Regions from separate parts of the Homo sapiens genome. Here region 1 is linked to region 2. Evidence: chromatin loops called from intact Hi-C (ENCODE). Cell type or tissue: mammary epithelial cell. All regions are shown on one strand. Links, peaks and the distances in the headings refer to the core of each region. The heading gives the core; the rest is flanking DNA.

Region 1 (15,300 bases), core at 3,452-11,451, 80 kb after region 2:
ACTTAACTGACATGTGAGCGTCACATCTTGGATGTCCAACTCAGGCGAGCTCTCAGATGACTCCAGTGGACTGCAACCCTATGAAAGCCCTCCATTAAGAGTTCCCTGGGCTGGGTGTGCTGGCTCACATCTGTAATCCCAACACTTTGCTGAGGTGGCAGGATCGCTTGAGCCAAGGAGTTGCCTGGGCAACATAGGGAAACCCCATCTTTACAACAATTTCAAAAATTAGCTGGGCTTGGTGGCATGCTCCTATAGTCCCAGCTACTCAGGAGGCTGAGGCAGGAGGATTGCTTGATCACAGGAGGTCAAGGTTGCAGTGAGCTGTGATGGTGCCACTGCATACCAGTTTGGGTGACAGAGTGAGATCCTGTCTCAAAAACAGTAACAACAACAACAAAAAAATTCCCCAGCTGAGCCCAGGCAGCCCACGGAACTGAGAGAGAATATGAAATCACTGTTTTAAGCCATCAGTTTGGGGGCAGTTTATTATGCAGCAATAGATAACCAACATGCCAGTTAAGAGAGAACAATAGCTATGTGTGTCTGGGCTCTCCAGAAAAATACAATCAACAGTCTATCATCTATCTATCTATCTTATATCTGTATTATCTATCTATGTATGTCTCTATGTATCTTTGTATCTATGTATTTATGTATCTATCTATCGATCTATCGAGACTTAAGAATTGGTCCACACAATTGCAAGGGCTAGCACATCTAAAATCTGTAGGGTAAGCCTGCAGGTTGGACATCCAGGCAGGAGTTGATTCTGCAATCTTGAAGCAGAAATACCTCTTCTCTGGGACACCTCAGTTTTTGCTCTTAAGGCCTTTAATTGATTGAGATGAGACCCACCCACATTATCAACGGAAAGCGCCTTTACTTAATGTCAATTGATTGTTGACGTTAACCACATCTACAAAATACATCACAGCAACACTTAGATTAGCATTTGATTAAATCACTGGGTACTATAGCCTAGCCAAGTAGACACATACAATTAGCCATCCCAGTAACCCAGACCAGAGATGGGTGGTGAGATTGCAAAAGGATAGATTTAAAACATTAGGGTGTGAGACTTTAGCAAAAGTTTGGCGATGGACTAGAAATGGACACTGAAGGAGAAGACAGCAAGGGTCATGCAGGGCTTTCTGATTCAGGCCACTGGGAGAAGGATGCTGACTTCTCTGACACACAGAGTAGCGTAAACGAGAGGGGAGAGGGCAATGATAATAATGAAGGTGGTGACCTGTTGTGGTTTTAATTCATGCTAAGACTTGTAAAGAAAAAAAAAACGGGATCACGTTGCAGAATCGGAGTGAGATTGTGAAAAAGCAGGACTGTGAAATCTTTGGAAAGAAGTAAGGGGTGCACCCATCCGGCTGCCTTCAGGTGCCATTTGCAATGAGCATAAAGCTGTGACAGAAGTGACTTGCAAGGATCCCTCCAGGGGTCTAATTGCAAGAGTGTCCTTTGCCTGCCAAAGCGGGTGGATCACGAGGTCACGAGATCGAGACCATCCTGGCTAACACAGTGAAACCCTGTCTCTACTAAAAATACAAAAAATTAGCCGGGCGTGGTGGCACGTGCCTGTAGTCCCAGCTACTTGGGAGGCTGAGGCAGGAGAATCGGAGGCTGAGGCAGGAGAATCGCTTGAACCCGGGAGATGGGGGTTGCAGTGAGCCGAGATTGCGCCACTGCATTCCAGCCTAGGCGATGGTGAGACTCTGTCTCAAAAAAAAAAAAAAAAAAAAAATTAAAGCTGATTGTGAATTGCTAAGTGTGAAAAACACAAGTTCTAAAAATACAAAATCAACAGTTAAGATGAATGTTAAGATTTCAGAATATATTTTAATTTGCAGACAAAAAAAAAATCTAGGTCACTGCTATTATTGTTCAATGTGTGAAGAAGAAAATGTAAAGAAACCAATTTTCGTTGACGGATTATAAACTTTTATTCAGTTAGATATTTTTAGGGAAGGAAAAGGGAAGAGTAGGAACCTTTTTTTTTTTTTTTTTGCAGACTTTGGCAACATATTGAGAGCCTGAATTAACACTGAATCCTATGAAAACAGTTTTGTAATTATAATGCTGAATCAGTCTTATGTGTAATTACACCAATATGCTACTCTGTGAAACATTTCTTAAGGGAAATGTTCGTGGTATATTTTGTATTTATGCCACTGTCTTTTATAAAAGGTCTCATTATTTCATGAACTTCAATTTACCAGGCCAAGTCCTAACTGTAGGCTTAGGCAAGGGCCAGCAATGCACGTATATTTCAAGGAGCTTCGTCTGTGCTCTGAGAAACTGTGTCTTGCACAGGTGGAGAAACAGGTAGGCAGTTCAGTTCTGCTCATGGCCATTTAGTGAGGCGGGTTCACATACCTAAAGGGGCCCTAACTGCTCCCAGAAAGCCAGCGCGCATCTCAGGCATTGTTCCAGGACGGCTCCCACGGTTCGCTGTGGAATTCATCATCTTCCGCTTTTTGGCTTCAGTCCCACACTCAGCTTCTGTTTTTGCCTGGCCTCTGGGAACTGCTTTTGGCTTCTGGCTCCCTTCCAAATCCTAACTTTTCATCTATGCCCTTAGGCTTCACCCAGCAGAATCTCAAATAAGAATGATCCTTCCTACCCTGGGTTCCTCAGCCCTTACTTAGCCCTAGTCAAGGGCTAAGTAATCGGGGCGGGGCGGGGCGGGAAGCGTAACTCTTGGCTCTGCCTGTACTCGAGCTGATTAATTTTCAGGGAATTCAGAGCGATTCCTGATTAGACCTCAGAGCACGTGGTTTGACCGGCCATCTGGAAAGGGAGGGACAAGCCACAGACAGTTCATATAAAGGTAAATCCTTTTCTACGGAAAATAATGCACAGAAAGACGATAACCTAGAAAGTTGAAGTTTAATACTTTCTGCTTGGTGTGACCTACTTTCCATCATGAAAAGACCAAAGAAAGTTCAAACAGAACGAACTGAACAGGAAGAGTTGGTCCTTACCAAGAACGTGGTATAATCCATATGAAATGATCACAAAAGCAAAACTGGGGTTTATAATTGTTTACACATCCCCCTAGGCAGAGGACTGGAACAGAAACTATTATAGCATTATTGCTCCATCACAGACTTGCTGTATTTATTGCAGATACCAAGAGTTTAAACTAGTTAGTAAAATATTAATTGTAAGCCAGAAAAATGATATTAAACTGGAAATAATCAGAATAGCTACCATGTACTGAGATTCTAATATATAACGGACTCTGTACTGAGCATTTGACATATTGAATATTCATAAAAACTCACAGAGGTTAAGTATTGCTCCATTTTACTGATAAAGACACTGGCTAGGAAAACTGGCTTAGCCTAATAAGAATAAAGACGTTGCCATAAATAACCAGCGGCAAAGGTAAAATGCTGCCTTTAAGATGTTCTAGTAGTAACTTATTCACTTACAGGGGAGACCAAATTTAAAAGAAAATGAAAGATTAGGGATAACAAACAAGAAACATCAATAATAAAATGCCTGAAACAAACAAGACACATGGAGTCAACTTAAAGCTGAGCCTAGAAACCAGACTGTACTCCCCAGCCCTTTCCAACTCCTAGTTCCTATAGTGAGTCTTGACCTATTTTCTGAACCACCTAGAAAGATCCTTTGTTCTTCCTGATGCATTACATAAAACACATGACTCAGATTAACCAGGTCTGTAAATTAAATAAACACACACACACACACACATACACACACAAATGAAAATGTATTAATCGTGGCTAGTGTAATGAAGGTGAATTTCAGGATAATACATCAGCAATGACTTAATCAGGTTGTCCAGGGAAGGCTTCCTTGAGGAAGGGATAACTGGTTCTAAACTGGTTGGGACAGGGGTGGAAGTGGTTGGAGCGATGTGGCCAAAGTCCGTAGTCCCTCCAGTTATTGGGCAAGAAGTAGATGAGAAGGATTCATCGTGGTTCATGGTGACCAGTTTGAAGGTCATGGAATAAGTAGAAGGTACTATGAAAGAGTAGGTATAGACAGCTCCTTCCAGGATTTGGCTGTGTCGTGGAGGACAAAGCATCTTTGAGTATTTAAGAAATGAAACAAAAAATAAAATCGAGATGGCATGCTGACATACTGTGATTTTAGAATCGACTGGCTCACAATGAATGCTTGCTTCACACCAAAGGAGTAGTTTATGTTATTAAGAAAACAGTGATCTAGCCCCAGCTACTCAGAAGGCTGAGGCGGGAGGATCGTTTGAGTCCAGGAGTTCGAGACCAGCCTGGGCCACATAGTGAGACCCTATCTCAACAAAACAAAACAAAACAAAAATGATCTAAGAAATCCAGTGATTTAGGGATTCCAAAGGCAGGAAAACATTCCATTTCAGCCCCAATAGATTGGAGGAAAATTAAGAGCTTCAAATAGACACCACCTTTTTTTTTTTTAGCAACACTTCTATACCTCAGTTAAAATAGAGTTGTCTATTGAACTAGCCACTTGGTACATTGGGAAAAATCCCAGCAACCTACAGGGGAGCTGTCTGTAGTCTGTGTGATCATCAGGCTGACATCACACTGACAGGTAAGATACGGCCATTGATAGTTATCCCTGCTTCAGGTTAATCCATGACACTAATCTCAGAGTAGAGTTTGATCTTCAAACTAGGGCTCCCTCAAAAAATTGGGAAGGTGGCATGACCTGTACATTTAGAATCAGAAAGTCAGACATCAGTGATTGCCCCTTAATGAATCTAGTGAGATACAAAATGGAAGACATGGTATTCAGAAAAGCCAAGAATATTACGAGACCTCAATAACTGGAGAAGCCTCATTTCATCATCTTGCCACTTTTCCCTTTCCCTGAAACTGCTGAGTGTTCCCTGCCCCCACCCCAGCATCTCTCTTCTAATTGCTCTACTGGGCTTCTCAGTCCATGTCTTCATCACTTCACACCTGGCCTAGTGCAGAAGAGGCCACCTGTCCTATCTATCCTGCACAAGTCTACTGCACTAATCATTTTGACATGTGATGGCAGAGGCAGCAATGGATATTGAGAATTCCAAGACTAGATATCCAGTTCCTTCATTTACTAGTGATGACACCTTGGAAAATTCATCTCAATTCTCTGAACCTCTACCTCTTCATTTGTTAAATGGGGTTAAAAAAAAAGTTAAATTTCTTCCAGGATAAAAGTAAAAAAAAATTTTAGTACTGTAACCAGGACATCTATATTTAACCTTCATTTTATGTTAAATTATTCCACCATCACATACTAGATGAAACCCAAACTCCTAGGGCCCCACATAACATGACAGCTAAAGAAAGAAAATGAATAAATACCCAAAGGAAATGAAATCAATATGTTAAAAAGATACCTACACTCCCACGTTTACTACAGCATGATTCACAATAGCCAAGATGTAGAATCAGCCTAAGTGTCCATCAATGGCTGAATGCATAAATGAAATGTGGTATATATACACAGTGGAATAGTATACAGCCTTAAAAAATGAGGAAATTCTGTCATTTGCAGACAACAAGAATAAACCTGGAGGACATTATGCTAAGTGAACTAAGCTAGGCACAGAAAGACAAATACAGCATGGTCTCACTTACATGTGGAATCTAAGAAAGTTGAACTTATAGAAGTACAGAGGAGAATGGTGGTTACAACAGGTTGGGAGGAGATGATGGTCAAAGGGTACAAAGTTTCAGTTGGGCAGAAAGAATACATTTTTCAAGATCCATTGCACAACATGGTGACCATAGTTCCTAATAATGTATTGCAGATTTCAAAACTGCTAAAAGAGCAGATTTTAAATGTTCTCACTAAAAAAAAAAATGTTAAGCATATGAGCTGATGGATATGTTAATTAGCTTGATATAATTATTCCACAGTGTATGCATATATCTAAACACCATATTTTATTCCATAAATAGATACAATATTCATCAATTAAAAATAAACATTTAAATTTAAAGGAATAATAAGTAAAACTCTTCAAAAAGTCCAAATTCAATCAGCAACTCAGATGTCTAAGTTTTTCCCTTAACAGCTAATGCGTACATTGATATTGTTCAGTTTGTAAAAGACCAGCTCATATATTTGAGTAGAGTGTCAGAACTAACGCAAGGTAAAATGAAATATAAAAGAATATGATGATTAAAGCAAAGGATAGGAAGTCAATTGAAATATAAACTCATGAGTGAAGGAACAATGTTAAAACACTGGAGAAAGATCTATCTACTTTGATATTGTACCAGTGTAAACAATGTAATGTACCAATGAAGACATGGCAAGCAATGTTGTAAGGAAAAGAGAATTTGAAACACAAGGCAGGCTGAAAGGGAGCGTATTTGACATGTGAACATAAAAATATATAGCTAATATTGAGTACAACTTGGGAGATAAATTTTGAAGTAGAATTTAGAAGACCAGTGAACCCCACGTGAGTTCCATATACTTTGATGGCAAAGTTTATATTCTGAAGACCAAGGAGAGGAGCTAGTCCCTAAATGTGCAAGAGTTAGTTTCTGTTATTAAATACGGAAGAAGTAATGACATGGTGTGGTTTCTGTTGCTTTTTCTAAATGCACAGGCATGCTGTATGGTAATGACAAATAGAAGATGATATGACAGTATATTAATGCTGAAAAATGGTCTTGATGCAGAGGAAACAAAGAAAAAAGCTTTTTCAATCTGACAGCTGACCCAAATCACCTATCATAAAGTACACACTTCTTAAATTAAAAAAAAATAAAATATGTATTGCTTTCAGCTGTCAATGTAGTCACCCTGTATGAATTGTAAACAGCAAACATTTAGAGGCTCAGAAAAATGAACTTAGTCTTGTATTATTGAAAGAAGCCCCTAGCAGAGATGATTTTTGGTTTTCTCCAAGAACTTTGTCCTACAGAACAAAATGCCTGGGACATAATAAGGGTCAATAAATGTTAATTGAATGAAAAAGTGTAAGCTCACAAAACACTTACCAAAGTCAGACAATACTGTTGCTTTTGCAGAAATAGTTCAGAAAATAAAGTGAAAACTTTGTGGTAAAACTAAGTGTGATTTTCCAGTTTTATGATCTAATGCAAAAATTTGATTAACTTATCCCATCTCTTTTCATAGTTTATATCGTTTCACAAAGTTAAATCATTAAATGGTATGGTTTGAATAATGTAAATGTCATATAGCTGAAACAATTAACATAGGTGGTAGATATGCAGGTGTATTTTGTTTAACACTATTTTCTTCAAAGAACATAAATAAAAATGAAAGCAAGATGGTGACTGTTATTTTAGAAATATCAATTAATCTACAAATACAGCACTGGAATCTTTTCTCACATATCCAACACAAGAAAGACAAAGGAATAACTTCCAAGAAATTTTAATCAAACCTGAGGGGATAATACAAGATTTAATAAAATTGCCACAGTGTAATAGTTATCTGTAACAAAGTAATCAGGCACGAAATACCTGTTTTACAAGTCATTTGAAAGGTATCTCATTTGCATGAGTCATAAATGTGTGGGTTGACATAATAGCACTGTTTCCTGCCACTAAGTTTTCAGTAAATATGTGATTGATAATATTCAGTCATCTTGGATTCCAGCTCATCTCTTTGAAACCTGACGATGTCTATAAAAATCAAATGGTATTAGTGGCTCCAAAAGAAACTAAGAAACAAAATAATAGTGTGTGTATTTCGGGGTTGGGGGCGGGAAGAAAGTAAAATAGAAATTAAGGACTGTTACTGTGTACCTATTAGTTTTCTGTAATTGGCTACAGAAATGAATACAGTTCTTTTAAGTTAGAAAACTATTCAAGAAAGCTAATGCAGTAATTACCATGCAAGTTACCTAGGGAATCTAAGACTAATTACTGGAGCTCAAAGATCTGCGGGGATAAAACCTGCTTACCAGAAGTTTCCAGAGCTTCACAAAGAAGCCTTCATGGGTGAAGCAGAAGAACTGGGGAAGGAGGACTAGAGGGCGTCTCATATCATGTTTAATTTAAATTTAACCATCTCAATGTTATTCTCAAATAGCTGAGTGTCACGCTCAAGCAAATGATTATCCATCAGTTTTCTAAAAATCAGAGGGAGAGACTGTGAAGAGCAATAATTTCTTAGACTGAAATCCAGGTAGATTTTTCACAAATTATTCTGTGCATTAGCTTGTCCTTGGAGGGAAGGGGGTGGGGACCTCTTATAGGAGAATCAATCAAGCTTTTAAAAGCAGAAAAGGCAGACACCTCAACATTGTTGACTTTGTACTGCTACACCTAAAAGAAATTAGATACCAAGAAAGAACAGAGAGCAGGACATCTTCAACTCTTACTTAAATCTCTCTTTAACTGAGTTCAACTAGTATCTCACAAAATGTAAATTCATAGCGGAAACTTAGAATCTGCGGTAAATTTCAGGTAAATCTGAGCCAGACTCACACCTATGCTTGGGATAACCATGCCATCTTGGAAGGTGATTGGATAGGCATCCTGGATAGGCAATTGAATCCCAGAGTCTCAGGGCCAGAAAGATCCTTAGAAATACATTAGTCCATGTGGAAGGTTCTAGACTCTTGGAGAATCTGATGAAAGCCACAGATTCTTTTCCCAGAAACGTGTACAAAATCTCACAATTTTGAGAGTTTTAGGAAACCGCTTTCATGGACTTCAGATTAAGAATCTTCCTAGTTAAGCCTTTCATGTTTCCGGGTAAAAGCTGAAGGAAGTTTGAGACTCAAGCGCCAAGCTGCCAAGTTCTCAGACCCACAATTAAGTGCTGAATGAGTAAAAGCTTAGGAATCTATAAAAAGAGGACAAACCCCCTCGTAGCACAACAAGAAAGTTAAAATAAAATTGCTGAGAAGATAGACTTGGAGAAGCCCTATCTCTTACAAAAGCCAGATTTAAACTGCAGTTGCTTTTCTTTTTTGAGAGAATTCATTTTCTCTTAGCATTTATATTTTCCCCAGACCAAGCAAAAGGTCTTCTGTATCCAGTTGTCTTAAAGTCAGCTCAAACACATCCTGTCCAAGATGCTTTTATCTTCTCAATCCAATTTCTCTTTGAAATCTTTCTGTCAGTAGCAGCATGAGTATTTCAGATGCAGGATTTCTCATTTGACTTTATTTTTCTTCTCCTTCAATGAGAGAACTGGAAGTCAACAAGTAACCAAGTCCTACCAAGTCTTCAGTCATAGAGCAATTTATTGGGTACCATCTATGAGATAGGCACTGGAGATACAAAGATAAACAAGATAATGCCATGTCCCCAAAGGGCTCATAGTCAAGCATCTCTCTCTTGATATTTTCATAGCTACCGTTGATGTTGTAGTTGGTCACCATTCTGTAGTTACTTGTCTACAACCAGCCCCTACCTGCTCTGATTTTTCTACACTACTCCCTCCCTCCTAATACTCCAACTTGCTTTCATTCATTATGCTGTCCGAATACTTTCCCTAAAACAGTAAATTCAATTTGTAATTCCTTTGCTAGCAATATTGCTCTTGGGCTCCTGGTAGCTACAGAATGTCTGTGGACTTTACTCTGATAACCAGATCTCCATGCATCAGATCCTTCCTTGTCTACCTGAAATTATCCTCTTTATCTTGCGTACCTAATAGTACAAGTTCATTGCTCCAGCCCAGCTGGCCTTGAATCTTATTGCCTTTCTTCCTGGCCTCATCACTCCCAAATTGGTCTCACCCTCCCTTTGCAGCCATCTTCAGAGTTATAGCTCAAGTTCTGCCTCTTTTCACAAAATATTTCAAAAAACTATATCCCACAGTGATCTTGCATTAATATATGACAGTATTTGTCTAAATCACTCATTCTGATATTCAATCATAAATATTCATACTTATATTTCTTGTCTTTCTAAAGTGACTATAAATTCTTTGAGTTCAGTAAGAAAACATGACACTTTTTTGTTTACTTTCATGCATCCATTTCTTTAATATTTTTTTTTGTTGAGGCCCTATTTTGTGCCCAGCACTCTAGCAGGAACAAAAAAAGACTACAGTGCTCTAAACTATACAGTGCATAGTTTAGAAATATGCCCATAAAAAGAACATTACAATATAATAAATATTCAAGTCAATAAATAAATGTCTGTGTGCCTGTTCTCTTCTATGACAACAAAATGTATTATAGCCCCAGAGGTTTACTTTTTTTTTTTTTTTGAGGTGGAGTCACTCTGTCAGCCAGCCTGCAGTGCAGTGGTACAATTTAGATCACTGCAACCTCTGCCTCTCAGGTTCAAGTGATTCTCCCGCCTCAGTGATTCTTCTGAGTACCTGGGATTACAAGTATGCCCCGTTATGCCCAGCTAATTTTTATATTTTTAGTAGAGATGAGGTTTCACCATGTTGGCCAGGCCAGTTTCGAACTCCTGGCCTCAAGTGATCCACCCACCTCAGCCTCCCAAAGTGCTTGGATTGCAGTTATGAGCCACTGCACCTGGCCTAAGATGTTTACTTAAATTGGCCCTGAAGGGATGGATAGGCCATTTGGAGTAATTGTCATGGTTACTGATGCATTTTTTTTTAATGTGAAAATGGTACTAAGGTAATAATGGCTGTACCCTCCATGGACCAGCCATCTATACAGATTCTATACCTCATAATCTGCAGCAGTGACTTTCATACATCTCTGGATTTGAAGAGACTGATTTTTGTCCAAAAAAAAGAAAGGAAAGGAAGACAAAAGATTTACAGATAATAAGTTATTAAATGGAGCCAGACATTGTGAGTGGATACTTATAGAGATGATTTAAGGCTCTGAATAAGGTTACCTTCCCCCAAGGGAATCCCCAAGAAGGGATTTCCTTCTGCTCCTATCGGGCATCTAAGTTAAGGGCAGATCTAAATCCAGCTCAGGATGGAAATGTTTCAAAGTTGGCCTTCAGTTCTTTTTTTTTTTTCTTTTGAGACGGAGTCTCTCTGTCATGTCACCCAGGCTAGAGGGCAATGGCACAATCTGCAACCTCTGCCTCCTGAGTTCAAGCGATTCTCCTGCCTCAGCCTCCTGAGTAGTTGGGATTACAAGTGCATGCCACCACGCCTGGCTAATTTTTTTTTTTTTTTTTGTATTTTTAGTAGAGACGGGGTTCCACCATGTTGGTCAGGCTGCTTTTGATCTCCTGATCTCGTGATCCACCTGCCTCAGCCTCCCAAAGTGCTGGGATTACAGGCGTGAGCCATACGCCCAGCCCCTTCAGTTCTTTTAAAAACTGGTTTTTCCAGGGATTCAAAGTTGGCCTTCAGTTCTTTTGAAAACTGGTTTTTCCAGGGATTGCTGGAAGCTCTGCTCAGCTTCTCTGCCTCTCAGCCAAATTTTGCTTTTGTATTCGGCAAGTTCTTTATGACAAAAACCAGCCCAAATTGATGGGTTCTTTTCACCTTCTGGGCTTTAGTCCTTTAAATTCTCCCTGCCTTCGTGGCAGGGAGGACCTGCTCCAGTGTCCTCACACAGGTGTTTGGTAGACTTTGTTTTATTTTCATTACTCTCAAGAGGCTTGGTCTGAACTTAACAGCCAGAAGTAAAAGCTCCTATACTCCCTACTTTGATCATTACAGTCATTACAAATCTATCTTTCCAGCTAATTATCTTAGATTGATCCTCAATAGCTCACTACCTGAATCTCTCCCTCTTCTTTTTTTGTCTATTCTGCATATGCAGAAAGGTTTCTCAAAATCAGACTCTGTTATCACTTGTTGACCCTGTGATCATTTAGGTTATGATTGTGCAATTTTCAATCTCATCTTCCTGCCACCAGGACCTCTCAAATCCAGTCTCAAATAGATTGAATTTGGCATAAAACGTCCTGGAAATGAAATCGTTAAACAGGAATCCCCTTTCCAGCCTCTCTTCCTAAAATATCAGATAGGAAAGATGTTTAATGGTATCCTCCAGGAAGTCATGATATCCATGTGTCTACCCAGTGGAGGGAAGATATACCCATTTTAGCTTTGACACCACCAGGAAGGCACTCTTTCACCTACTGGGGGTGGAGCAGAACCCTCCTCACATTGGTAGCAGAATCAAAGGCAGTTGGTCCAATCATACCAGCATATTCTGACTAAAGAAGGAACAGGCAGAGCCACTATATAAGGCAAACAAGAAGAGCTGCCTTCCCACATAAAAAAAGAGAACCATACTGCAGATATTTCTTAGAGTATTTTAGGGGAAAGCAAAATCTCTTTAGTAATTTTTTTACAAGTTTAATGCTTCAAGTAAACTTTGAAAATAATGAGTAAAGATAAAGACATGTCTCTGGATTGTAATAGGATAAAATAATTTGGCATAGCACAAAATTGGAATGGGATGTACAGGAAAAAATCAGAATGTGGAAAAGGAGGAGGAAGAGGAAGAAGGAGGAGAAGGAGGGAGGAAGGAAGGAAAGAAGGAAGGAAGGAGAAGAAAAAGAATAAGGAGGAGGAGGAAAGAAGAAAGAAGAAGAGGAAGAGGAAAAAGGAGGAGGAGGAGGAAAGAAGAAAGAAGAAGAGGAAGAGGAAAAAGGAGGAGGAGGAGGAAAGAAGAAGAGAAAGGAGAAGATGATGAGGAAGAAGGAGGAGGAAAAAGAAAAGAAGCCCCGCCCCCCAAAAAAACCAGAGCAATCTAGACCAAGCACAGAGACAACTGACCTTGATCTATGATATGTGGAGGTATGGGGGTAAGAACTATCAGATAAGTACTGATGCTGCCTCACTGCATATTGCTTTAACAAAATTTATTCCTGTCTGGATGGGCTACAAGTTTTCCAGCTACAGCCCTATAATGGTCAAGTGATAACCTGGTTTTGCCAGTTGACACCTCCTTCCTGGGTTATTACTTAAAGCAACTCACGCCCCTGAATGTCACTTGTGTTAAAAAGTGAATGAGGAAAAACTGGTAGAAAACAAAAGTTGTTCTAAAGGGATGGGATTAGAGATTATGTTTTCCAAACATACTTTAATACGATGACATTTTATTTACTAAACAAATAAATACTAAATGTAAATGGTACCAAAAAACACAACATCTTCTAAAATATAACTTACAAAACATACTAAAATCTTTCTTTTGAATTTGGGAACTTTTGTAATTCAAACAGTAACATAATGCAAATTTATACACAAGAGATGGAGATGGAATGCCCTGTGCCTCATGAGAGGGTCTTAGAATTCAGTTGGCCTCATTGCCAGCTGGGGTTGGTTCTACTTCTCTTTTTAATAACATATTGCCTATTTTTCTACAAAGCAAATGAACAAGACATTTTTAAAATCTCATATTATTTATGAAAAAAATTACCTAAAATTTGCATATTCTTCTGCTTGCCGTTTCCATGGACAACTCTGTATATCTGTGATAATCTGAAGGTAGTCGTTCTCTGAATACCTAAAAATTAAATGTCAATATAATTAGAAAATAATGATCTCATATGTAAGTCTTCTTAGAAGATACTGTTATAATCTACTCCCTTTAGTCTATAAATATTTTTTGATATAAGGTGAGGCAGAAATAATTAAAATCATACTCATTTCAAAACACTGAGAAAATACAATTTGTAAATGATTATTATGTTGGTTTAGGGATTTATAATTTGCACATGTCATAAGCCAAGTGTAGTATTAAAAACCGTGACAACACACCAACTTGCATATGTATCTAATGGACATTTCACCTTGGCTTAAAATAATTGACAAATATATATTTATAGATGTTTTATAGATGTTTGCCATAAATATGTACTCAATAGATTTTTTCAGACTCTAAGTTCACATATTTACCTTGGAATGTATAGGCAAAATTTTCCTCCAAATAATTATCTTAAGTTATAATTTTGAACTGTACATTCAACACCCAGATTGGACTGTTGAGAGAGAAGTTTATTGACATAAAAATCTATAGGTAGAGTGGTATAGTTTGAGAAGCACTGAGCAGGATCCCAGTCCCTGGTAGATCTCTCCCTGTCTGAAATTCCACCATTAAGTATTAATTTCTAAAGCACAGAATATCCTTTAGTCTTTGCGTTCTCATTTGAAATGCAAGTATCCCTTTGAGTGAGAAAACTCTTAAATTTTATTTCAATTAGTAACTTATTCATTAGTTGCCAGGTATTAGTGATCAAAGGCTCTACAACAATGAGATAGAATATATGTTGAAGACATAATGGAGAAGAAAAATGAAACCAGACTAATATCTAGATTGACAGAACATGATGAGTACTGGGAACGGAAAATATTCACATATACATGAAAGACTTTTTCTTATTTTTCTAAGTCTTCTTGAAAGAAAATTGTTTAAAGTGACTATAATAATATTTGAGGTGGGCTTATATATGTAGACATAAATGCATGAACTATAGAACAAAGGCCAGAAAGAGGTGGGGGTGGGAAAGTGGAAATAGAAGTGATATAAATCATTTGACAACTGACACCAATAAGAAAAAGATGAACACTCTTCACCTAAAACAACGAGCAAAACCAAACAAAATCATTAAAATGTTATCATAAAAATAATCCAAAGGCAGGCAGAAAAAGAGGGAAGGGAACAAAGAACAGGTAAATAGAGAACAAACAGCAAGATGGCAGATTTAGGCCCAACTGTGTGACTAATCTCAACAAATATAAATGATCTAGGCATACCAATTAAAAGGCAAAAAATTTCAAACTGGGAGAAGAAAGAAGATGACGAAGAAGAAGAAGAGGAAGAAGGGAAGAAGAAGAGGAAAAGGAAGAAGAAGAAGAAGGAGGAGGAGGAGAAGAAGAAGGAGAAGAAGAGGGAGAAGAAGAATCAACCAATCCACATGTTGTCTACATGAAGCATATTTTGTATAAATAAGCAAATAAAAGTAAAAAGAATCATTAAAACAAAGTTAGAAGGGCTATATTCATAGTGTATTTCTGAGCAAGGAATATTACTACAAGAAAATAATATTCCCAAGCAAAGAATATTAGTGAAAAATGAGATTAGAGTAGAAATTGATAAAATCTTTAAAATTCAATGAGATGAAAAGCTTGTTCTTTGAAAACATCAATTAAATTGATAAAAACTCTTGCCACACTGATTAGAAAAAAGTCAGAGAAGATACAAATGACCAGTACCAGAAATGAGAGAGGATGGAGCATTAAGAATCCTTAAAACATTAAAAGTATAATAACTTTATGCCAAAATAGTTGGTGACTTAGGTGCAGTGGAGATATGTGTTGAAAGACACAAACTACCAAAGGCCACTCAAGAAGAAATTAATAACATAAATAGTCCTATAGCCATTAATAATATTGATTTTGTAATTAAAATTCTTCCTACAA
Region 2 (15,300 bases), core at 3,716-11,715:
TTGACCTTACTTGTGTAGACTGCAGCATGGATTCCACAGTGGGTATCTCCCACTATTTTTTTTTTTTGAGACAGAGTCTCAGCTTAAGAAAAGCATTAGCAATTAAGATAGTGGGATAGGCTTGGCGAGGGGGCTCACGCCTGTAATACCAGCACTTTGGGAGGCCAAGGCAGGTGGATCACTTGAGGTCGGGAGTTCAAGACTAGTCTGGCCAAAATGGGGAAACCCCGCCTCCACTAAAAGTACAAAAAAAAATAGCTTGGTGTGGTGGCACACATATGTACTCCCAGCTACTCCGGAGGCTGAGGTGGGAGGATCGCTTGAACCCAGGAGGCAGAGGCTGAAGTGAGTCGACATCGCGCCACTGAACTCCAGCCTGGGCAACAGAGGGAGACTCTGTATCCAAGAAGATAGTGGGAGATAGGGCTGGGCACAGTGGCTCACACCTGTAATCTCAGCACTTTGGGACCAATCCCACATTTCCCTTCTGCACTGTCCTGGCAGAGTTTCTCTATGAAGGCTCCAACCCTGCAGCAGCTTTTTGCCTGGACATCCAGGAGTTTCCATATATCCTCTGAAATCTAGGTGGAGATTCCCAAACCTCAATTCCTGACTTCTGTGCACCCACAGGCTGAATACCACATAAGAGCTGCCAAGGTTTGGGGCTCACACCTTGGTCACCAGGCTGGAGTGCAGTGGCGCAACCTCAGCTCACTGCAACCTCCGCCTCCCGGCTTCAAGCAATTCTCCTGCCTCAGCCTTCCGAGTAGCTGGGACTACAGGCATGCACCACCACACCCAGCTAACTTTTGCATTTTGAGTAGAGATGGGGTTTCACCCTGTTGGCCAGGATGGTGTCGGTCTCTTGACCTCGTGATCCACTGGCCTTGGCCTCCCAAAGCTTTGGGACTTGGTGCCCGGCATCCTAGCTGTGCCAGCTCCAGCTGTGGCTAAAAGGGGTCAAAGTACAGCTTGGGCTGTTGCTTCAGAGGGTGTGACCTCCAAACCTTGGCAGCTCCCATGTGGTATTCAGCCTGTGGGTGCACAGAAGTCAAGAATTGAAGTTTGGGAACCTCCGCCTAGATTTCAGAGGATGTATGGAAACTCCTGGATGTCCAGGCAAAAAGTTGCTGCAGGGTCGGAGCCTTCATAGAGAAACTCTGCTAGGGCAGTGCAGAAGGGAAATGTGGGATTGGTCCCAAAGTGCTGCGATTACAGGTGTGAGCCACTGTGCCCCACCCTATCTCCCACTATCCTTTTTGATACAGAGTCTCTCTCTGTTGCCCAGGCTGGAGTGCTGTGGCATGATCTTGACTCACTGCAGCCTCTGCCTCCCAGGTTAAAGTGATCCTTCTGCCTCAGCCTCCCAAGTAGCTGGGAGTACATATGCGTGCCACCATACCCAGCCAATTTTTTTGTATTTTTAGTAGAGGCGGGGTTTCACCATTTTGGCCAGGCTAGTCTTGAACTCCCAACTTCAAGTGATCCACCTGCCCTGCCCTCCCAAAGCGCTGGGATTACAGGTGTCAGCCACCACACCCAGCCTCTCCCACTATCTTAATTGCTAACGTTTTTCTTAAGCTGGTGCTTGCCAGCTTCTTTGCTCTCCCCTTTAAGCCTCCTTCTTCTCTTTTAAAATAAACACACATAAAAGCACCTAGCACAGGTGTTGCCAGCTTAAGAAAAGGAGCTGGAAAGTCTTAGACGAATGATTACTCCATTAGCTGACATTTACTATACATCCTGCATGTGATGAACAACAGTGTAGGGCAGGGCCCTTTATAATAGTGATACATTTTTGCAAAAATTCACAGTTCACCTAGGCAAAGTGTGCACGTCTCACAACAATCCAGGTGTTAGGTACACTTCAGTGGCAGGAGACAGGGACTCCCTTTTACGGGATAATAAGCACAAAAGGGTGCAGCATGAAAGTCAATGTCAGGCAGCCCCCTGCTTTCCCAGAGAAGAAACAGTTTACCTCTTCATTGGGAGAAATGCAGGCTCTCAAAACAGGAGAATGGAAATGAGGCAACTGGTTGAGGACTTCAGCTTTCAGTGGCACAACATGGGGCTGGAGGCGTAATTAGCTTAGCAACTGGCTTGCTAATGTGGTGGTTTAAAACTCAGCAAATTGTTCCATTATCCTTCTACATTAAAATAATCTTTCAAGTGGTTCCCTCACTCTTCTCAGGGTAGCTTTTCAGTAGTTTAAATAATTCAGTATCCTCTGGAGAATCTCTAGTATGAAAACTTCTAGTTCCTGAAGTACACCAAAAGATGAAATAGAACCCTTTTGTAGGACACACTAGAGCTCCTTTAGAGGCAGTGGTTCTAGAAAATTGAAGCTTCAATCCAACATCTATGATGATTACCATAGATTATTGTTGCTGGCATTTTATGATGGACATCTTAAAAACTCATCCCATGTGGAGTGAGACAGCTCTACCAATCCTCAAGGCCAGAAATACAACACAGCTTTTGGCTCTGTCATTCATCCACTGTGGGTCTACCTGGAGCCATTTGATCCTGCTGAGCTGTGGCCTTCCCTTTTGCAAAATGAAGAAGAATGCCCCCTTGGGCCAAATGGGACAAGGTATATGAAAAATCACTGAAAATTACCACGTTCCACCCATCTATAAATGTCATAAGTATTGATGACTAATACATTGGAAAAAATAGACTCCGATTTATAATCAATGGCAGAGCAAAAACTCACAGAAGGAAATTAACACATAATAATGGTTCAAATAAGGTGAGATTTGCCAGCACAGGCAAGCTTTCATGTCCCTTTCAAGTTCCATGTGATTATGGTATATAAAACGTCTCAGAAATGAGATAAAATCCATTTAGCTAGGTGACATGCAGGGAGGGCAATTATTTTCCATCAAATACGCACAACAAAGCTGGCCAGTCTCAATTTGAATCAGAACACACTGCTGTTCTATTAGCTGGAAAATTAACAGGAATTTTATATCAAAACACTACTAACATAAAAAATGAAGCCAGTGTGTTTTACTATGATATTGCAGAGCTTATTACATGAGTAAAGAAGAATCAATATGCTGAATTTTTCTTTTAAGAATAAGAGTTTCATTAAAACCTGAGAAATAAAACTATGTTAGCATGATATAATCTATAGTTGGCAATCAAGAACTCCATAAAAGTATTCAATATTTTGAGAAAGTCTTAAAGCGGACTGCATAACAAACCACACGGCCAGAAGATTAAATCCAAATTATAGCATTATTCAGAAACTGGCTCAGTCAAATAGCTATTTCCTGCCTCTCCTCCAAACCCGCTAATTGCTTTCTTAACCTTGGGCTCTATTTCAATTTACAGTGATTTTTTAAAACTTTAAAGTTTATGTAAAATAACTTCAAAGTGTGAATGACATGAACTTGATGATTCTAACTCTTCATTTTTTTCAAATAGAGAAGCCCAGCAGCTTGGTAGGACCCAGTTCCCACCTTATTTTGATACTCCAGAAATAAGTGAGTTGAAGATCGTCAAACAGAAAAACTCAAAATAACAGTGTAACCTTCTTTTATTTAGGATTATAAACATCATACAACTTTTTTATTAAAGAAAATGATAATTTTTATTCAGTTCCTTAAAATTCACCCTATAGTCTCTAATTCAATGTTAAAATAATATAAGTCTTGAGGCTGAGGTGGGAAGATCACTTGAGGTCAGGAGTTTGAGACCAGCATGGCCAACATGGTAAAACCCCACCTCTACCAAAAATACAAAAACTAGGTGGGCATGGTGGTGTGCGCCTGTAGTCCCAGCTACTTGGGAGGCAGAGGCAGGAGAATCACTTGAACCTGGGAGGCAGAGGTTGCAGTGAGCCGAGATCCCATCTCTGCACTCCAGCCTGGGTGACAGAGTGAGACTCCCTCTCAAATAATAATAATAATAAAGTCTTACTTTTGGTTATTTTCTAATCTGAAGTCTTCCCACTCACTAGTCTAAGAATATGACACAATTGTCCCCTATTAAATCATCACCTTTTGTTGATTCTTGCTCTTTCCAGCTATCTTGAAACATAAATATAGAAACCTCAGGTTAATGGATATCTCAAATTTGAAGGCAAATGAACACTATGTATAGCTATAAAAGAATGATGTACACCAGGCTCAGCTATGGCGCACACCATCCCTCCTATAGAAACCTAAAATATCTATGACTTGTAGTAGATCAAAGTTATGAACCTATATTCCTTCTTGTACTTACTTCAAATCTTCTTGAAAGAACTTTAAAAATGTGAAGGTTATATTATTTCTCTCTTACCAAACAGATGGGATCACAGTACTTCTAAAATATTAACCTCATTCTAGATTTCACTTTTATTCATTTCTGGTTAAAGAGAGAATATAGGGCATAGTGAAGGGTTTTGGAAGCCTGAGGAAGTTATTTTTATATTTACCTCAAACTTACGTAAATGCCCTCTTTTTACACAAAGACCTTGCTGTGTAAAGAGTACATTGTAGTTATTATAGTTGCCACTTCTTCTTCTTCTTTTTTTTTTTTTTTGAGACTGAGTTTCGCCCTGTCACCCAGGCTGAAGTGCAGTGGCATCATCTTGGCTCACTGCAAACTCCACCTCCCAGGTTCAAGTGATTCTCCTGCTTCAGCCTCCCAAGTAGCTGTGATTTCAGGCGCCTGCCACCACGTCCAGCTAATTTTTTTTTATTTTTAGTAGAGACGGCATTTCACCACGTTGGCCAGGCTGGTCTTGAACTCCTGACCTCAAGTGATCCACTCACCTCGGCCTCCTAAAGTGCTGGGATAACAGGCATGAGCCACCGTGCCCAGACCACTGCTTCTTTTTCCCTAAAGAAACAGTAGCTCCCCCAACCTCACAGGCTCCCCTTGTGAAAATAAACACTGAGATGATATCTTTGAATTGATAAAGCAAAATAAATAAGATGCGACAGAATAAAGCAAGGGAAGTAAAGGAACACTTTCTTGAGAAATCAAATATATATGAAGTCTACTTCTCTATTCTTGTTTATTCACATCTTAAATTTGATCTGCATAATATCTGGTAAAGTTCTCCCTGTGGTTGCAGAAAGACATTCAGAAATCAGAATATTTGACTTAAGGAGTTAAAACTACAGCAACACAAGAAAAAAAGTCTGTTAAGAGTACAATTTTAAAAGTACTTAGCCTTGGCCAGGTGCAATGACTCATGCCTGGAATCCCAGAGCTTTGGGAGTCTGAGACAGGAGGATCACTTGAGCCCAGGGGTTTGAGACCAGCCTGGGCAACATGGTGAAACCCTGTTTTGACAAAAAATATAAAAATTAGCTGAGCATGGTGTTGTGCACCTGTACTTTTAGCTACTATAGCTATTTGGGAGGCTGAGGTGGGAGGATCGCTTGACCTTGGGAGGTTGAGGCTGCAGTGAGCTATGACTGCACCACTGCACTCCAGCCTGCCAACAGAGAGAGACCCTGTCTCAAAAACAAATAAACAGGCCAGGCGCAGTGGCTCACACCTGTAATCCCAGCACTTTGGGAGGCTGAGGCGGGCAGATCCAAGGCCAAGGCGGTGGTGGGCGACAGAGCAAGAATCCATCTCAAAAAAACAAAGAAAAACAAAAAAAGAAAAGAAAAAACTTGGTCTCTTCTGTGTGTCAGATAAGATTTTAAGTGCTAGGGATACACAGTGAACAAGATAAAGACTCTGCCCTCCAGGTGCTTAAATTATATACTATGTATGTGTGTATATATATGTATATATACATATATATGGTGAATTTTTCCCATTTTCTATTTCTATTGTATACATACATGGTATATATGTTATATATATATACACACACACGGTATACTTACATACATGGTATATATCTATAATGTATACATATGTATGTATATATACACATATGTGGGTATATATATATATATACCCACATATGTGTATCTATGTGTGTGTGTGTATATATATATATATATATATACACACACACATATATATATGGTGAATTTTTCGCATTTTCTATTTCCTTTCCGAGACCATGAGTGTAAGGGGGAATTTGGAACAATACATTTATGGTGGTAGACATCAGAAAACATTTCAGATCTCACAAATGAAGCACTAGCTTCTTCCCCCACCTTCAGGAATGAAATCACTCCTCCATATTAAACACCTGGATAAGCATTGCTCAACTTTATTAAATGACCGTTTGTGAAGTGTCTGTGATTAATTGCAATCAACTCATTTATTGAGTGCTATCCGGCACTAGAACAGATGCATTTAACAGGAGATAGGATAAAGTCCCAACCTTTAAAGCATATGGAATTTACATTTATGATTTTTTTAAAAAAAAAAAGACTAAAGTAATCAAGACAAACTCAAGTATCTTTCTATGTAATCTAAAGCAGGGGTCTGCTTTATGAAAAAAATGACATATTTTGACATAAAGCTTCTGTTTTTCCTGGTCGAATTGAAGGCAAATAGCTCAGCATTTCATAAAATTATGAGCTTCAAAATTTCTCTCTGCAGATCCCGTCTCTGCCTTCAATACGTTCCCAGGTCTGCCTTGGGAAAAGTTTGTGACGTTCTAGTTTTTAGGAGACCGTTTTGCTATTATTCTTTCCACCTCCTTCCACTCCCCAAACCAGAGAGAATATGGTATCAGTTAAGTAGGGACTAACAGAAAGCGATTCTTTCAGGTGTGAGCCCCAGCTGAGGTTTGAGGGGAGTGGGTGGATGGGCAGATAACTGAAAGAACACTCAGGGGGCCGTAGGCAGGTGAATATGGTTTTATGCAGCAGCTCTGTCATCGGCAGCGTACTCACACCGTCCACCTTTACCTCGGCTATTTGCTCCAGCTCTGAGGCTCTCGCCGACCCCACACCTGCAGCTGCGCTCTCTGCCCTACAAGGCCAGCTCTCTCTTACAGGGAGAGCAGCTTAACTCTTTCCCTTTGGGCACAAGCTGGTTCCTGGCTCCCCACTGCCTGCCTTCAAGGTGACCCACTCTCCCTTACAGGGGTAAGTAGCCTTACTCTCTCTCTGGGCACCAGCGCCCGAGCCATGTCGAGCCATTCCGTTCCGTGCTGGGCCGAGCCAAGCCATATGCACAGTGTCAGCCGGGCAGTTATACTTTTTCAAAGAATAATGGCTCAAAGACAGGTATGAGCTTACCCAAACAGGTTATATAACAAGTGGAGTATTGCGCCTGTGCCCTAAACTCACTAAGTCATGCAGGCCCGGATGTCTGCCTCAGCCTAATTCTTGACCAAAGCTCATCCGTGTAGCTTACAGATTCACTCTTAGGTATTTGCTCAATCACACGTTGCATTTTCTCTAAACCTCTCATCCTATGTCCTCAACTCCATACCCACCTCCCCACCACCCTCACCACCCTAAACTTCCAACAGAGAGAGTAGAACATTTTTAGGATACAAGGAACACCTGAAATCACCTTTAGGCCTTTTCAGTGGATCGAAAGGAAAACCTGATGTTGACCTTTGGATAGACAACCAGGAGGGAGGGCCGTCAAATAGGCGGCCCTAGAATGACCCCTGAATCAGAGCTGGAGGACGCAGGGTGAGCCTTGTAGAGGTTTAGGCCAGGCTGTGCTGCTGAAGAAGAAAGGTCCTCTGGGTCTCCTCATCACTGACACCTTTCTCACACACACACACACACACACACACACACTCTTCCCCAAACCCTTAATTCAGGCTTCTCTAGGGAAGCAGTTTTCACTTTGTTTTTTCAGCAGGTATTCATGATAGATGTGAGTCATGTCTACCACACAACTCACTCAAAAGGAGTGCTGGGATTAACCCTGAGAGTGAGTCACGTGATAGAGCCTCACTCTCATTTCATGTCCAGGGAACAGAAGATTCTGCTTGGTAGCTGTAACTCACTTTCTTTCCTGGACATACAGAATTCTGCTTGCTAGTTGTAACTCGCTTTTTCTTTCCTTCCTTCCTTTCTTTCTCTCTCTCTTTCTTTCTATATAAAATTCTGCTTGGTAGCTGTAACTCCCCTCCCCCTCCCCGCCTTCCCCTTCCTCCTTCTTCCCTCCTCCTCCTCTCCTCCTTTCCTCCTCCTCTCCTCCTCCTCCTTCTCCTCCTCCTCCTTCTCCTCCTTCTTCTTCTCCTCCTTCTTTTCTTCTTCTTCTTCTTTTCTCTCTCTCTCTCTCTTGCTTTTGTTTTTTGAGACAGGATCTAACTCTGTCACCCAGGATGTTGTGCTGTGGTACAATCACAGCTCACTGTAGCCTTGACTTCCTGGGCTCAAGCAATCCCCCCACCTAAGCCTCCCAAGTAGCAGGCATTACAGGTGTGCACCACCTTGCCCAGCTCATTTTTACATTTTTTGTAGCGATGGGGGGAGGTCCTACTATGTTATCTAGTTGGTCTTGAGCTCCAGTCTCAAGCAATCCACCTGCCTTGGACTCCCAAAATGCTGGGATTACAGGCATGAGCCACCGCACCTGGCCTATTATCTCTTTCTTTCCCAAGGAAAGTATACGAGAGTTCTTCATGGGGATAACTTTGCATCCGCTCTATTTTAATTTTTAAAAAGTGAATCATTTGTCAACTTGGGCCATCAAATTATTATTAGTTACCACTGAATCCCAATGTACCTCACAACTAATCTCAGTGCTTCTATGGAGAGCTATGACCAGAGACCTTCCTCTAACCAAGGCTCAGCAAACTACTTTTGTAAAGGGTGAGGCTGTAAATATTTTCAACCTTGGGGGCCATATGGTCTTTGCCGCAACTATTCAGCCCTGCTGCCGTAATACAAAAGCAGCTGTAGATGATGATGACTCAACCAATGGGTGCTAGTTATGTTCCAATAAAACTTTATTTGCGATGATGAGCAGGCTGATTGGGCTCAGGGGCTGTGTAGTTCCCCAACCCTGTTCTTACCACCTCTCGCCCACTCTTGGACTCAGACAGAACCCTCATCTCCCTTCATCATCCAGTGTTAGCCCATCCTTGGTGGGTTTCTCTCCTCTGCAATTCACCATCCTCTCCCCTCCAAACAAAATCCGAGGTAGCTTATTTTTCCTTGAACATTTGATGTTATTTTACTTACATTTCTTAAACTGCTGTCTGATATCTGGAAACATTCCTGTGCCTTTTATCTTATTTTTGCCTGCGGTAATATGTACTTTTGACAGAGAAGTGTGTTTGAGAGTGCATTGCCTCATTAAAAAGAGTACTGCTGCATGTATACGTTTTCCACTCAGCAATAATTATTGCCAAATAGAGCAAGGCTTCTAATTAACAAGCAAATTCCAAATTCCAAATGGTGTACCAGACTACTTAATTAGATCTGTTGCTTTTTAATTCCCTCACTGAAAGTCTCAGGCATGGCTTTAACTCTATTTTGTCAGTTATTTTCTTTAGCCTAACCCTGGTCTTACTGTAAGTCATGCTAATTATTCTCACTAATTTATTTGCTTACTGTAGTTAGAGGCTCTCTTACCCTACACAGTTCAGGGAATGTCAAAATCTCTGTGACCCATAACTCTGGTTTTATCTCCCAGACAACAAGAGCAATACCTGACAATGGTTTTGTTTGTTTTTCAGATCTAGGTGTTTTTTTTTTTCCCTCTCTCTTGCCTGCAACCTCTACATTTGTTACACAATAGAATATTTCAACTCAAACAAATGGCATGGAAAAACAGTACGTAGCCTGGTTTTACTAGAGAAATGAAGCTCAGGGCTAACATGAAGATACGGTGCTAGGGAACGGCAGGAGAGAAGGTTGAAAAGCTTAAGTAATGAGGATTTTGCAGAGAGGACTCCAGAGTGCTTTCCTCCTGTCCTTTTCTCTGGACTCCAATTTCCAGCTGTTTCTCTGCAGTTTGGCACCTGCAAGCGGTTAGCAGACCTGGAGGATGTCAGCAAAGCCTCTACCCAGGCCCACAGGAAGTAGCTTAGGCAGGATTTGTTTCCCTCTTGATGCCAGATCAACTGTATGAGATTTCTATTACTGCTGTTACAAATGACCATGCATTTAGCAGCTTAAAAACAGCACGAATCTATTATCTTACAGTTCTGGAGGTCAGAAGTTCAAAATAGGTCTCACTGGACTAAAAGAAAATTGTTGGTGGGGTTGTGTTTTTTGAAGAGGCTTTAGGGAAAAACTCCATGTCCTTACCTTTTCCAGGCCACCTACATTCCTTGGCTCATGGCCTCTTCCTCCATGTTCAAAGCCAGCAAAGGAGCCTCTTCAAATCTCTACAGGACTCTGACCCTCCTGCCTCCCACACCTAGATAATCGAGGATAACCTCCCCATCTCAAGGTCATCTGATTAGCAACCTTAATTCCATCCACAATCTTAATTCCCCCTTGTAATAGAACATATTCACAAATTCTTGGGATTAGACATCTTTGGAAGACCACTATTCTGCCTATTACCTCAACTGAGTCTAAAATTCAATAATTGAGAGTTCTGGGGCGTCTCTATGCATTTCATCAAAATTGCTGAATTCCAAAATGAAGAATAAATTTTTACATTCTAGACATAAAATTTAGTAATGTATACATACACATATAAGATTAGCATTACATTTATCTGTGGAATGAACATGGAAGAGTTTGGACACCCACAGACTAAAATCCAGGAAATGTGTTTCCATCTAAGATATCATTCAGCCATCAAGGAAAACAAAGACATTTATAAATATGCCAGAATTCCAAAACTATATAATCTGTGAACATCCCAGGAGAATATTCAAGAAAAAAACTTTTAGCCAAACAACAAAATATCTCAGATATCAGAGGACAGAGAAAGGGGAAAAGAAGATTAAATAGTGGCCAATAAAGAACATTTCAAAAAATGTATACATTGTTAAGCCTAAACAGAGAATGGTAGAATATAAAAATTAGAAATTATGCATTTAATTTTTTTGGCTGATCTTAGTGATAGAAATCTAATTTGCCATTTTATTTGATGAGAAGCCTTGTGAGGAAACTAGATTTGGTGACTTAAGTCCTTAAGGGCTGTGCTAATACTGCCTTTCTTAGTGTTAGATACGGCTAGGTTCCTCTGCAAACAGCATGCCCAGTTCTCCTGTTCGTTATTCTCTCATTCCAAGTACCCACCCCCTGCCCCCGCTTTTGCTGCGCCTTAACCTGTCTAAACATACTTAGACATGCCACAGCCCCAGTCCACATTCCTTTCCTTATGTGGGAATAGGTTAGCTTTCTAGTGCCCTGTAGGTGACCCCTTCCTTCTCCCCCTCTCTCCTCTATCACACACCTACCTTAACTAAGAAAGTTTAAATGTTTACCCAATTGAGACCAGTTTACATTGTGCGGTCCAAGCCCAGGCAATGGGGGGAAAGACACAGAGGCAGAATCTGCATTAGGAAGAAAACCCCCACTCTTCTTTGCTCCGCATGCTCTCGTGACAGCCAGGTTTATGAGCAGCACCCTTCTGCGGAAGTAAATTTACCTTGCTGAGAAATTCTTTGTTTTACTGCTCATTTTCTTTGTGACCCTGAGCTCTTACTTCTGACATTAGCAAGATAACAAAAAAAAGATAAAGAATATTTATTTCCTGGTGGCCACGAGAGCACTCTAAACAAACAAACAGTGCTAGAAACTAAAAGCATTCATGGTCTGGGAGAACAAACCGTGTGCTAGCTCAGTTAGAGGTACTGTCCCTAAATTTACTGATAGTTATAAGAAAAAAACAACAACAGGAATTCCTGAGGAATGTAAGTGTTTGACAACAAGGCCTGTAAATATAATGGTTTAACCACAAAGCTTGAAAACGTTTGTTATGGGAAATTGATTTTCTTCACTTCAGCTGTAAATTAACTCATCAGTTTTGTGATAAGTAACCTACCACTCAGGATGTGAACTTTCTGGCCTTGTGATAATGAATCCACCACACTGTGCCTGTTCTCCTATTTTTTAGAGAGCTTTTTCTTCCCTTACCAGTTCTATTCCCAACAGTATAGAAGTGATTTAAGCTGCCTCTGACAGATCTGATCCATATAGAGTACAAAGCCTCTTTCTTCCATGCACTGTGAGTGAAATACTAACAACAGCCTTGTACTAAAAGTTATAAATTTAGGAAAAGCTAGGCCTTGAGGGGATGGGAGTGAGTTAAGTAAAATTAAAAGTAGTCTAAATTTATCTTCTTTCTGGTGTATGAATAAAAGCAATAGGGAAATAGAGTATCTGAAGTATATAGGAATTCTATCTTGCTTTCATGTAATAGTCAAGAAACAGTATTTAATTATGAAGCTAATTGTTCAAACAAAGAAAAAAACTAACACATTTTCAAAAGAAGAAATTTTAAGAGACCACATTCCTTGATCATAATCTGATACAGTTAAGCAAAAAATAAAACTATGCCTCTATTACTCAGAAAATAATAAATCCACTTCTACTTAAATCTTTGATAGAAGAGAAAAGTCAAAATAAAATCATCAACTATAGGTAGACCAGTGAAAGGAAGGCCACTACATTCTAAAACCTCTGGCACACAGGCCGGGCATGGTGGCTCCTGCCTGTAATCCCAGCACTTTGGGAGGTCGAGGCAGGCAGATCACTTGAGGTCAGGAGTTTGAGACCAGCCTGGCCAACATGGTGAAAACCCATCTCCACTAAAAATACAAAAATTAGCTGGGTGTGATGGTGCGCACCTGTAATCTCAGCTACTTGGGAGGCTGAGGTAGGAGAATCGCTTGAACCCAGGAGGTGGAGGCTGCAGTGAGCCAAGACCACGCCACTGTACTCTAGCCTGGGCAACAGAGGAAGGAATTTATCTCAAATAATAATAATAATAAAAGCATCTGGTACACAATGACAACTATACTCATTGGGAGATTACAACCTTGAAAGCTGTGTTGGGGGTCCCCAAGACCACCCTCAGGCTTGTCAATATACTAGTAGGACTCAGAGGAGTCATAAAAGCCGTTGTGCTCACAATTACACTTTATTGCAGGGAAAGATGCAGATTAAAATCAGCAAAATGCCAAGGGTCATGGAGCAAAGTCCAGGAGAAACCAAGTGCCAACTTCCAGATGTCCTCTCCCAGTAGAGAAACACAGGTGCATTTAATTCTCCCAGCAAGAATGTGTGACTATACATGCAAAATATTGCCAGCCAGGGAAACTCACCTGAGGCTTGGTGTCCACGGTTTTTATTGGCAGAGTCAGTAACATAGACGTAGTACATGCATGATTGCCCTCAGCCTCTCAGAGCAAAAATAGCAAAAATAAGCATCACCATAAATCACATTGTTAGCATAAACAATCTGACTAAACTAGTACCAGGTAGCCCCAGGCCTCAGTCATGCAAAACTCTCTGATCCTGCAGAATATTTCAACATCTCAGAGCTCAGCTCCCAGGAGCCAGCTAGGGCTGATCGTAAAGGCAGGCCTTTTTTGGGAACATGTGGAGTTTAGCAGCCAGACCTGCAGTTAGCACCTTCTGCACAAATGTCTCCACGATTATAGAAGAAACAATAAATTTTTTTAAAAATTCAATGCTTGGTTTAAGAAATTAGAAATAAAAAAACAAAAAGTAGCACAAGAAGGAATTAAGATAACAAAAAAATAAAATGTAATAATAGGTTAAATATATCCCAAAGCCAGTTCTTCCAAAGGACCAATAAAATAGACAAACTTTCATGAGTTTAATCAAGAATTAAAGAGGACAGAAATATACAAGCTTAGGAATGAGAAAGAAAACATGACCGTAGATAAGGAAGGCATTAAAATAGTTTTAAGAATATCCTAGGACAATGCGTAGAAATAAAGGTCAAAACCTGGAGGAAATGTGTATTTTTTTAGCAAAATATAAGCTGCCACTATTGATCCCAGAGGAAGGAACAACCATGAATAAACAAATTACCATAGAAGGGATGGACAAGATAATGGAAGATCTACAATTAAGAAAGACAGCAGTATAAGATATTGTCACAGCTGAGGAAAGCCCTCTAGCAAGGAGATGCAGGTGTTGGCAGCTGGAAGTCCAGCAGGCATTCACAGAAAAGGTAAGAGTGAGAGGACCTGACAGAACGCTGATAGTATCTGCAACAACTACTAGGGCAAAAATATGTTAATTGCCCTGGTAGGCAAGGAAATGCACATTAAAACAATAGACATCATTGTGCCCCATAATATTGGCAATTACAAGGGGGAATTACAGATGCTTATGGCTGGAGGCCCACAGGAAAAAAAGATTCTCTTATATTTGGTGGTGGAAGTATGAATTGTCACAACCTATTGAGAAACAATCCAATAATATCCATTAAAATTCAAGTTGTGTGTGTGTGTGTGTGTATGTAATTTGTTTTAGCAAGTTCTAGGGATCCATCCCATGGAAATAAAATAAACACAACAATCTATAGGAATATATGATCAGGGAGATTTTACAGCAATATTGTAGAGATTTTTAGAAAAGAAAATGCCAATCAATAGGAAAATGGCTGAAAACATATTAATACCTCCATACCATGTACAATTGTTCAGCTATTAAAAATGAGTTATGGCCAGGCATGGTGGCTCATGCCTGTAATCCCAGCACTTTGGGAGGTTGAGGCAGGAAGATAATTAAGGCCAGGAGTTCAAGAGCAGCCCAGGCAACATAGTGAGATCCCACCCCTACTAAGAATTTAAAAAACTTTAAATAAATTTATAAAATAAAATTTTAAAATGAGTTAGATCTAAATAGATCAAATCAGAAGAATTTTTCAATGTATTATTAAGTGAGAAAGCTAAGATATGGAGGAATTTCCATAATATGATTTCATTTTAGTAAAAAAAAAAGTTAAATCACATTGTGTCTGTGTTTATGCTTGTACAAAAGCATGAAGGAAGGTCCAGAAGGATGCTCAGTAGCTTGGTACACAAGGTACCCTGCTTCTTCTGGTGGTGGAGAGAGATGGTAGTAATGCCAATGTTTGGGAAGGAAAGAGAGAGAGAGAGAGACCCAAGATTAAAAAATATGTATGGTATCTCTGTTAGCCCATTTTCACATTGCTGTAAAAAAAACTCTCTGAGACTGGGTAATTTATAAAAAAAGAGGTTTAGCTGACTCACAGTTCCATATTGCTGGGGAGGCCTCAGGAAACACAATCATGGTGGAAGGTGAAGGGGAAGAAAGGCACTTCTTACATGGTAGGAAGAGAGAGAGACTGAGGGGGGAAGTGCCACACTTTTAAACCATCAGATCTCGTGAGAACACCTCACTATCACAAGAACAGCACGGGAGAAATCTGCCACCATGATTCAATCACCTCCACCAGGCCCCTCCCCTGACATGTGGGGATTACAATTCAACATGAGATTTGGGTGGGGAT

The links. Peaks named below come from ENCODE experiments on the same cell type or tissue, not always from the same donor. Only the 100,000 strongest peaks of a DNase experiment are listed, where the experiment ranks them.
Region 1: it touches region 2 in a loop (2.7-fold over the local background); 2 of 110 quality-filtered maps call a loop at or near these places.

The regions. Positions count from the first base shown.
Region 1 is chr10:17,346,217-17,361,516 of GRCh38, forward strand. It overlaps ST8SIA6 (ST8 alpha-N-acetyl-neuraminide alpha-2,8-sialyltransferase 6), which reads right to left. Exons shown (of 8, transcript NM_001004470.3): 4 at 13,298-13,384. Among named protein-coding and RNA genes, the nearest start is that of ST8SIA6-AS1, 33 kb to the right of the region's middle. In mammary epithelial cell, for the core only: no CTCF peak of the experiment used is centred there; DNase peaks (open chromatin) are centred at 3,785 and 7,525; H3K27ac peaks cover 871 bases.
Region 2 is chr10:17,265,818-17,281,117 of GRCh38, forward strand. No RefSeq gene overlaps it. Among named protein-coding and RNA genes, the nearest start is that of VIM-AS1, 43 kb to the left of the region's middle. In mammary epithelial cell, for the core only: no CTCF peak of the experiment used is centred there; a DNase peak (open chromatin) is centred at 7,784.